Linked DNA regions of Homo sapiens: all the other regions are linked to region 1. The links are chromatin contacts, found by Hi-C in ENCODE. All regions are on one chromosome and are shown on one strand. The core of a region is the stretch at or near the end of the contact, and the rest is flanking DNA. Distances in the headings are between cores, read along the strand shown.

Region 1 (2,622 bases), core at 37-2,536:
AAGCCATTTTTAAATGTATTAAGCCTATTTTATAGATGGACAAAAAGGCTTAGAGAGGTTCTGTGATTTTCCCAAGACCACAGACAGAGTGTAATGGAGCGGCTCGATGAACACAGATCGGGCTCCTTGCCTGTCCTTGGTGTCACATGCCTTAGATAACTGTCACCTATGTTTTTTAATTTATATTTGTCTCATTGTCCCTGGAGAACTGAGACTCTGCCATCTACTTTTACCACAGAGCTCCACGAAACCTCCTCTAGTGCTGTATACCTTGTGAATGCTGAATAGGTGATGCAGACTGGTAATGAACCAAGGAGTTTAAAACGCTATTGTTCAAGTGGAGATACAGCTGGGAGCCTTTGAGGTTGTGGAGCCCAGGTACAGTGGGAAGACTGCCTGGCTCCCCGTGTTTGTTTACGCGTTGGGAGTCAGCACGGGGCCTCCCCCACGGTGAGGAGCGCTGTCCCTGGAGAGCCTCTTGGAAGGCAGCCATGATCGTGGAGAGGAGTGTTCATGTCTCATCCGGGAAATCTCTCACCGCCTGTGCCCCTTCCCTGTCTTCTCTCAGACAGCCCATAGAAACACATTAGCATCCTGGGCCTGATGCCATTCCTTAAGCAAAAGGCACCTGCCCACCCACATATGTCCATGTGAGTCTCACCCACCTGAAAGCAGCACCCCCTGAGCCCATCCTGGCCACATCCACAAAGCACACCCAGCAGCTCATTGCCCCTGCATTAGAGACACACACACACACGATTATAGAGTTTACCCCTGTGGAAAGTGTTTTCAGATGAAACAGAAAAGGGTCTAGCATCCCTTACTCTGTATTCTTCTTAAGGGAGAAACTTACAACTGCAAAACAGGTCCTGCCCTCCCCACCCGCCCCTTTTCTGGTGGGTTTCTTCCCTCCTCTCTGTCCAGGCAGCTCACGTCTCTGGAGGGACACCTCACCTGCTTCCTGCTATAGCCTCTGCTATGTTCTGTGATGCCTTCTGAGACCCTGCCAGACTACCTGGGGCAGCTTGTCTCATGATCCTCCTGCTCAATTCACAGCTCCCTGTTGAAGTACAAGCTAGTTAACAACAGACACAGATTCAGATCCAAGTGAGGGGTGGGTTGGGCTGTGTGTGTGTGTGCACGCGCACATGCAGAATTTTGATACTGCTCCTGCACATTGCATGTAATGATGTGCAACACTTGTTCTTCTCACTTAGGAGTCCCACCATCTAATGCCTACAGGAAGTAAACCAGAAGTCTCATCCGAGGACACCATCTACCGATCTATGTCAGTTTCCTATTGCCGCTGTAACAAATTACCACAGATTTGGTGGCTTTAAACCACAGACATGTTTTTTTCTCACAGTTATTAAGGCCAGCAGTCCACATTCATTTCACTGGGCCAGAACGAGGGCGTTGGGCAGGGCCTGTTCCCTCTGGAGGCTCTCAGGGAGAATCCACTCCTCCACCCCTCCGGCCTCTGGGAGCTGCCGGCACTCCTTGGTTTGTGACTGCTTCACCCTGATCTGTGCCTCCAGGATCACACTGCCTCCTCCTCCTCCTCCTGTCTGTGTCAGATCTCCCTCTGCCTCTCTTTTAAAAGAATACTTGTGATTGTATCTAGGGTCCACCTGGATAATCCAGGATAATCTCCCCATCTCAGCAGCCTTACATAATCCCATCTGCAGGCCTTTTTGCCACGTACGGTAACATTCACAGGTTCCAGGGATTAGGATGTGGATATTTGGGGGTGGGAGGGCATATTCAGCATCACACACTACCCTTCCCAGTAATTCCCCCGACACACATACACACACACACACATACGCACACACACATATACACACCCCTAAGTTCTACTCAAGAGCTGGCTCTGCTTCTTTCAACTTCCCAGTTCTGAGGAGCCAGCTTCCCAGCTCTGCCATGCACTTCCTACCCATCTCACCCTCTCCCACCTGCAAAGCAGTAATTCCTCAGTGCCTTGCTACCAGCTCTCCAAAGGGCAGAGGAGGCTAGACATCGCCTCTGATCAAGGTACTGGATACCTTCTTCCCCAAAACCACTGGCCCAGTGGGGCAGAAGAGGGCAAGCCTTAAGTGGGGTAGAACCCAAATGGGCCAATTTTACCACCATAAGAATCAAGTCAGCCGGGCGCAGTGGCTCACGCCTGTAATCCCAGCACTTTGGGAGGCTGAGGTATGTGGATCACAAGGTCAGGAGTTCGAGACCAGCCTGGCCAACATGGTGAAACCCTGTCTGTAAGAAAAATACAAAAATTAGCCAGGCCTGGTGGCGGGCGCCTGTAATTCCAGCTACTCAGGAGGCTGAGGCAGGAGAATTGCTTGAACCCGAGAGGCAGAGATTGCAATGAGCCAAGATCGTGCCACTGCAGTCTAGCCTGGGCGACAGAGCAAGACTCTGCCTCAAAAAAAAAAAAAAAAAAGTTGTTTTGCTTTTATGTAGCTTTTATTGTTTTGTTTTATTTTTATAGAGTCTCTCTTTGTTGCCCAGGCTGGAATGCAGTAGCACAGTCACAGCTCACTACAGACTTGATCTCCTGGGCTTAAGCAGTCCTCCCACCTCAGCCTCCTGAGTAGCTGGGACTACAGGCACATACCACCA
Region 2 (2,622 bases), core at 45-2,544, 1.8 Mb before region 1:
CCTGCAGAACATGAGGCAAGTACAGTCATTCTTTCATTCACAGGAATTTTGTGGTTTTCTGACATGTGTCTCCACTGTAGATATTACTACTACTCTGCAGTTGGAAACTTATCTTTTTCTAACTAATTAACTAAGTAAGGCCTGGAGAAAAATGAATTTACATGTTTCATTAATTACATAAGGGTCCATTTTACAGCCTTAATAGCCAGGCGGAGTAAGTGGACCAAATTATGGAGAATGGGTACATTTTGTAAAAATACTTAAAAGTACCATTGCGGAGAGAGTGACAGTTTCAAAAAGCTTGTTTTTAATGTTGACAAAAATCATGATCAGAATTTGCTTCCATTTACTATAATTCAGGGGTCAAAAACTGAAAAGCTGAAATACCTTCAGAGTCCCAGGAGGAGCTGACTATGACTAGAAAACGCATGGCATCTAAAGGGGACAGGCAGGGTGTTAATTTGCTCCAGGTGATAGGCAGCAAGCAGGAGTTACATTGTGTCATCTACTTTTCTAATTGATCAAGGAAGGCCGGAGATTTTATGAGATTTGATGTTTGAATTTTGAAGATTAAACGCTTTCAATAAAATATGTGCTCCAACAATATATGGTGGGCTGAGGCTTAGACTACTGGTTTGCATCTTCTAATGTAATTGAATTACTTTCGCCCCTTCCTAACTTATTTGAAGTTTGGTTTTAAGCAAATGCATTTGTGGTTTTGATGAACATCATATGGCCAATAACTTTTTAAAAGCATCTGTGAAACAATTCTAACTGGTTTGAATTTGGAAAAAAAAATCAAAAAAGGTGGCTTAATTTCACAGGTTTCTTTAAAGGGCATCTGCCAAGTAGAAGACTGGCAAGAAAAAATTGGTTCCTAAGGAAGAAGTACAGGTAGTAGGTTGCGTAGTTTGAGGACAGGGATTTTATCCACAAGGAGGTAATTATATGACCTGCTGCTACCTTTCTTAGGGCCTTCTGATTATATAGTAACCTGTTTCCTTGCTACTTTGCTTTGGTTCAAGCAGTTTCTTCTGCAGGTTTTCTCATAAATGAAAACACTGCAAGAATACCAAAGACAGCAATGTTTGTGTTAGTGATTTAAAACATCTGCATGGGGCCAACATCGATTACTGAAAGTCAACTAATGAGAATTAGAGACTTCTGAAGTATACCTGTTTGCTTACGGGTCTCACTTTGAGGTGGCTGGAAGGTTTCGAAAGAATAGTTTTTCTTGTTTTTTTTTTTTTCTGTTTCGTTTTTGCTCAAGTTCCTCTTTCTGAGATCTGGAGACTGTCCGCGGTTCCCTGCTCACTGTTGTCCCTGGAGTCTGCCTGAAAGAAAGCATTTTTTAAAACTGTTGAAATATTTTGCAGTTTTCTACACTGTATTTGTAAATATTTATCTTTTGCTAAGTTTCTGTTTCTTTATCTTCTGGACTTAAAATTTGCGGCAGTTCTTAGGGTAGCATTGCATGTTGTAGAAATTGATAATTGCATTGAGTTACTCATTATAGTATGTAACTCTGGGGTGGAGTTTGTTTAATGTGTACAGGGACTAGAAGGTCAATAAAAATGAAAATGGTTGTCTGGATAGTGGAGCTACTACAATTTGTTAAACCTATACATCTTTTCAATAAAAATATTAACATACTTTTTAAGGAGACAACTTAAAAACAAGTTACAAATGGGAGATTATGTTGCAATACACATACCAAAAGGATTAATATAAGAACATATCAAGAGCTCCTTCAAATCTGCAGGAGGCTCTATTCTCATTTAAAAGGGTTTAGAATGTATTTCTTCACACCGTTGACTTTGAGGTTGGCCATGTACCTCCCTTGAGCCAATAGACTGTTAGCAGATATGGGCCAGGCACGGTGGCTCAGGCCTGTAATCCCAGCACTTTGGGAGGCCGAGGCGGGCGGATCATGAGGTCAGGAGATCGAGACCATCCTGGCTAACACGGTGAAAACCTGTCTCTACTAAAAATACAAAAAATTAGCCGGGTGTTGTGGCGGGTGCCTGTAGTCCCAGTTACTCAGGAGGCTGAGGCAGGAGAATGGTGTGAACCCGGGAGGTGGAGCTTGCAGTGAGCTGAGATCGCGCCACTGCACTCCAGCCTGGGTGACACAGTGAGACTGTCTCAGAAAAAAAAAAAAGAATGTTAGCAGATATGACATGCCAGATCCCAGCAGAAGCTTTGAAAGCATTGCAAGTTTCTGATAATCCTCTTTCTCTTGGACCCTCTGCCAGTAGAATGTCCTGTCCTGAGCAAGAGCTGTTCCTTTAGCTGGACCCTGGAATTGGGAAGACTTGTGACAAAGACTGACATGACCCACAGCTTAATGAAGGGCTGCAGTTGGCCCGCAGACTTAAGAGCAAAAAAGAGAAATGTTTCTTGTTATCAGCCACAGATATTTTGGGGTTGCTTGTTGCTGCAGCAAAAGCTGGCCGATACAGAAATTAATACCTAGAAGAGAGAAATTGCTCTAACCAAAGGATAAGATGTACAGATTTGGCTTTGCAGCTGGGTGGCAGACAGCAGAGAAATTATTATAGGGGCTAGAGAAATGGCAACCTATGGAATGCTGTAGTGAAACATTTGGTAAAACTGTCACAT
Region 3 (2,622 bases), core at 46-2,545, 1.4 Mb before region 1:
AGGAAATAGGCACGTTGAGATAAACAAGACTTTGCATTGCTAGATCCTAATGGTACCGGCAGCTGTGTGGTGTAAGACAGCTTGGACCATGAGTGGGCCTTTCCTTTCCCTCTTCCCCCAGACCCCTAGCCCAGAGTGGAAAGTTACATATCGGAGGCCTAGCGAGGCAGGTGCTGTTGGTGCCTCACCTGTATCCCCTTGGCACTCACCATGGCAGTAGCTGCCGATGACATTCTACAACAAGCACCTGGGACTCTCCACTTCTCTGCCCCAGGGCTTTTTCTCAGCCCACAAGCAGGACAGAGCAGAAGTGCCCTGGAGTTCCTGCCCCCAGGAATGGCCCTCTGTCATTGATGATGGGAGCTGGAGAATAGGTACAGCTCCCGTCCCTCGGGTGAGACAACTCTGCAGCATGTTCACATTGTCGCCCAGAGACCCCAGTGGGACGGAGCCTCAATTGTCCACAATAGTAATGGGCTCATTAATGCACCCTGCATTGCTTCCTGCCTTCCCCTTTCTTGTTCCCCAGATCCTCTGCTGATGTCACTTGGGACCACCTTGCAGATAGACTACTTCATTCCTTGTGACTGAGCCTGCTTGTGAGACAGCCCAGCCCAAGAGAAGCAGCCATATCCTTGTGCCTGCAGGAACCAACATCGTCTGTGCTAGGTTATGTGTTTACTCATTTGCTTACATCCTCCATTCATTCATTCATTTTGTCAGCCCACAACATTTACTGAGCATTGGCTATGTACCAGAAATTGAGAATTTCATACTCATATAGAGAAGGGGAAACTGAGGCTCTGAGATAAACATACACTTCTTCAAAGTCCCCCAAGAAGCGAGGGACCAAAACTAGAATATAAAGTCAAATGCATCTTATGCCTAATCTTACTACTGGTTGTTTCTCAACGGGCCATGCTTGTAATTACCTGGAGAGTCTTATGCAAATACAGACGTCTGAACCCCACTCCAGAATCAATTACTGTCTTTAGCACTGGGCCCGGGCCTCTGTGTTTTTTTAAAACTCACTGCCATCCGCCCCACACACATTGTCTGACTCAGGATGCAGCAAGGGAGAGGAATGGAGGCTCTTCTGTAACTGGGGCTGAAACTAAAGGCTGACCACCCTTCACCACCTGTCACAAGCCCCCTGTCCCCTTGGGGAAGTTGGCATCCTGTGGGGCAGGCCAGCTCCCTGTTGTTGACTTGACATCTTTGCTGAGTCATCTTGCCAAATTCCACCTAGACAGGCTGTGCTGTGGTTTCACTGCTTGTTTGATGATTGGGGTTTCCTGTCCTGCCATATGGTGAGTCCCTGTAAGGCATGGCGGTAATGGGGCCGCACACTGGCAGATGGGCGCTTCCTGACCCAGAAGCCCAACGGAGCTGAAGCCCCCAACTTCACTCTCACCTCTACCTGCTCCCTGGAAGGGTCAGAGATTGAGGTATTTCAGGCTAAATATAGAGGCAGGCCATTAAGAAACAGCATCTCCTCCCCTCTCCCCAATCTCTCTGGGCTTTCCATGTGATGGTTTAATTGCTCCTGCAATCTGTTCCGTTTCTCCCTTGCAGTGCGGGAAAAGCAGCAGCCACAGCCCATGGTGAGAAGCTGCTTTCAGAGATGGGAACAGCTTTTAAGAGGAAGAAGGAAGCTTCAGGTCTCAGAACACAGTTGCAGGCGGGCTTTATTTTTAGAGGTCTCCGCAGAGATTCTGCCCCCTGTTCAGGTCTCGCCAGACACCAGGCCTGGCTTTGGAATTGGGGGTTGGGGGGCAGGCACCGTTTTATTTGGATCAGTGTAGCAGGAAGGGCACTGGGCTTGAAGTCAGGCAAACTTGTGAGAAAGTCATTTAACCTCAAGGACAGGAAATGCCACTCGCTCTGGCAACATGGGGATGTGGAGGAAGGGAGGGAGCACAGTAGATGGCACACAGTAAGCCCAGAGTGTGGGTCTGCCACCCTTGGCACAATACGGGTATTGACAAGAGTCTTGGGCTCATTAGTTGTGTGGCCTTGGTTTTCACATCTGTAAAATGGGGGTAATAATAGCAGCTGCTTCCAGGACTGGCTACATAGTTTGCAGGGCCCTGAACAGAATGACAATGTGAGGCCCCGAGTTGAAAAAGCTTTAACAATTTCCACACAGTGAGAGCAGAGCATTAAACCAGGCATGGGAGCACAGCCTTCTGAGCACAGGGCCCTGTGCAACTACACATCTTGTCACATCTTGTCTACTCACAGGGGTGTGGTGAGGAATTAATGAGACACTGCATGTCAAGTGCTTCTGACACTGGCAGCCTTTATTACTACTACTAATTGAGCATCAGATATACTGTCGAGAGCAGTGTTACCCATTTTGCTATGGCGTATATTAGAGGGAGAAATAGATTAAGATGGAATTTCATGGTGTCTCCAATGGCAAGCTATAGTTAGGACTTTATAAGGTAACAGTGGGGTGTAACTGAAGACTTTTGAGCCACCTTCAAAGTTGTGTTTAAGAATTCGAATCAGGCCAGGCGTGATGGCTTATACCTGTAATCCTGGCACTTTGGGAGGCTGAGGGGGGTGGATTGCTTGAGTTTCGGAGTTCAAGATTAGTCTGGGCTATGTGGAGAAACC

The links. Hi-C counts contacts between places; a loop is a spot of excess contacts on that map. Pooled maps may share reads with other maps.
Region 2: a loop to region 1 is called in a map with no recorded cell type, with 5 times the contacts of the local background. The contact joins two enhancer-like sites. A Hi-C loop is called at or near these places in 4 of 37 single-sample maps with no recorded cell type and 5 of 50 pooled maps.
Region 3: a map with no recorded cell type shows a loop between it and region 1 (5-fold over the local background). The contact joins two enhancer-like sites. A Hi-C loop is called at or near these places in 3 of 37 single-sample maps with no recorded cell type and 3 of 50 pooled maps.

Annotation. Positions count from the first base shown.
Region 1 is chr17:32,527,660-32,530,281 of GRCh38, reverse strand. The region is part of intron 21 of MYO1D (myosin ID); the gene reads left to right. Among named protein-coding and RNA genes, the nearest start is that of CDK5R1, 42 kb to the right of the region's middle. Within about 2 kb of position 1,286, at least 2 of the 41 ENCODE cell types and tissues checked have a DNase peak (open chromatin) inside an H3K27ac peak, as active enhancers do.
Region 2 is chr17:34,377,468-34,380,089 of GRCh38, reverse strand. No RefSeq gene overlaps it. Among named protein-coding and RNA genes, the nearest start is that of CCL1, 16 kb to the right of the region's middle. Within about 2 kb of position 1,294, at least 3 of the 41 ENCODE cell types and tissues checked have a DNase peak (open chromatin) inside an H3K27ac peak, as active enhancers do.
Region 3 is chr17:33,967,426-33,970,047 of GRCh38, reverse strand. The region is part of intron 1 of LOC107985038 (a long non-coding RNA gene); the gene reads left to right. It also overlaps a transcript of ASIC2 not described here. Among named protein-coding and RNA genes, the nearest start is that of LINC01989, 210 kb to the left of the region's middle. RefSeq lists enhancers at 1,755-1,804, 1,815-1,884, 1,905-1,974. Within about 2 kb of position 1,295, at least 2 of the 41 ENCODE cell types and tissues checked have a DNase peak (open chromatin) inside an H3K27ac peak, as active enhancers do.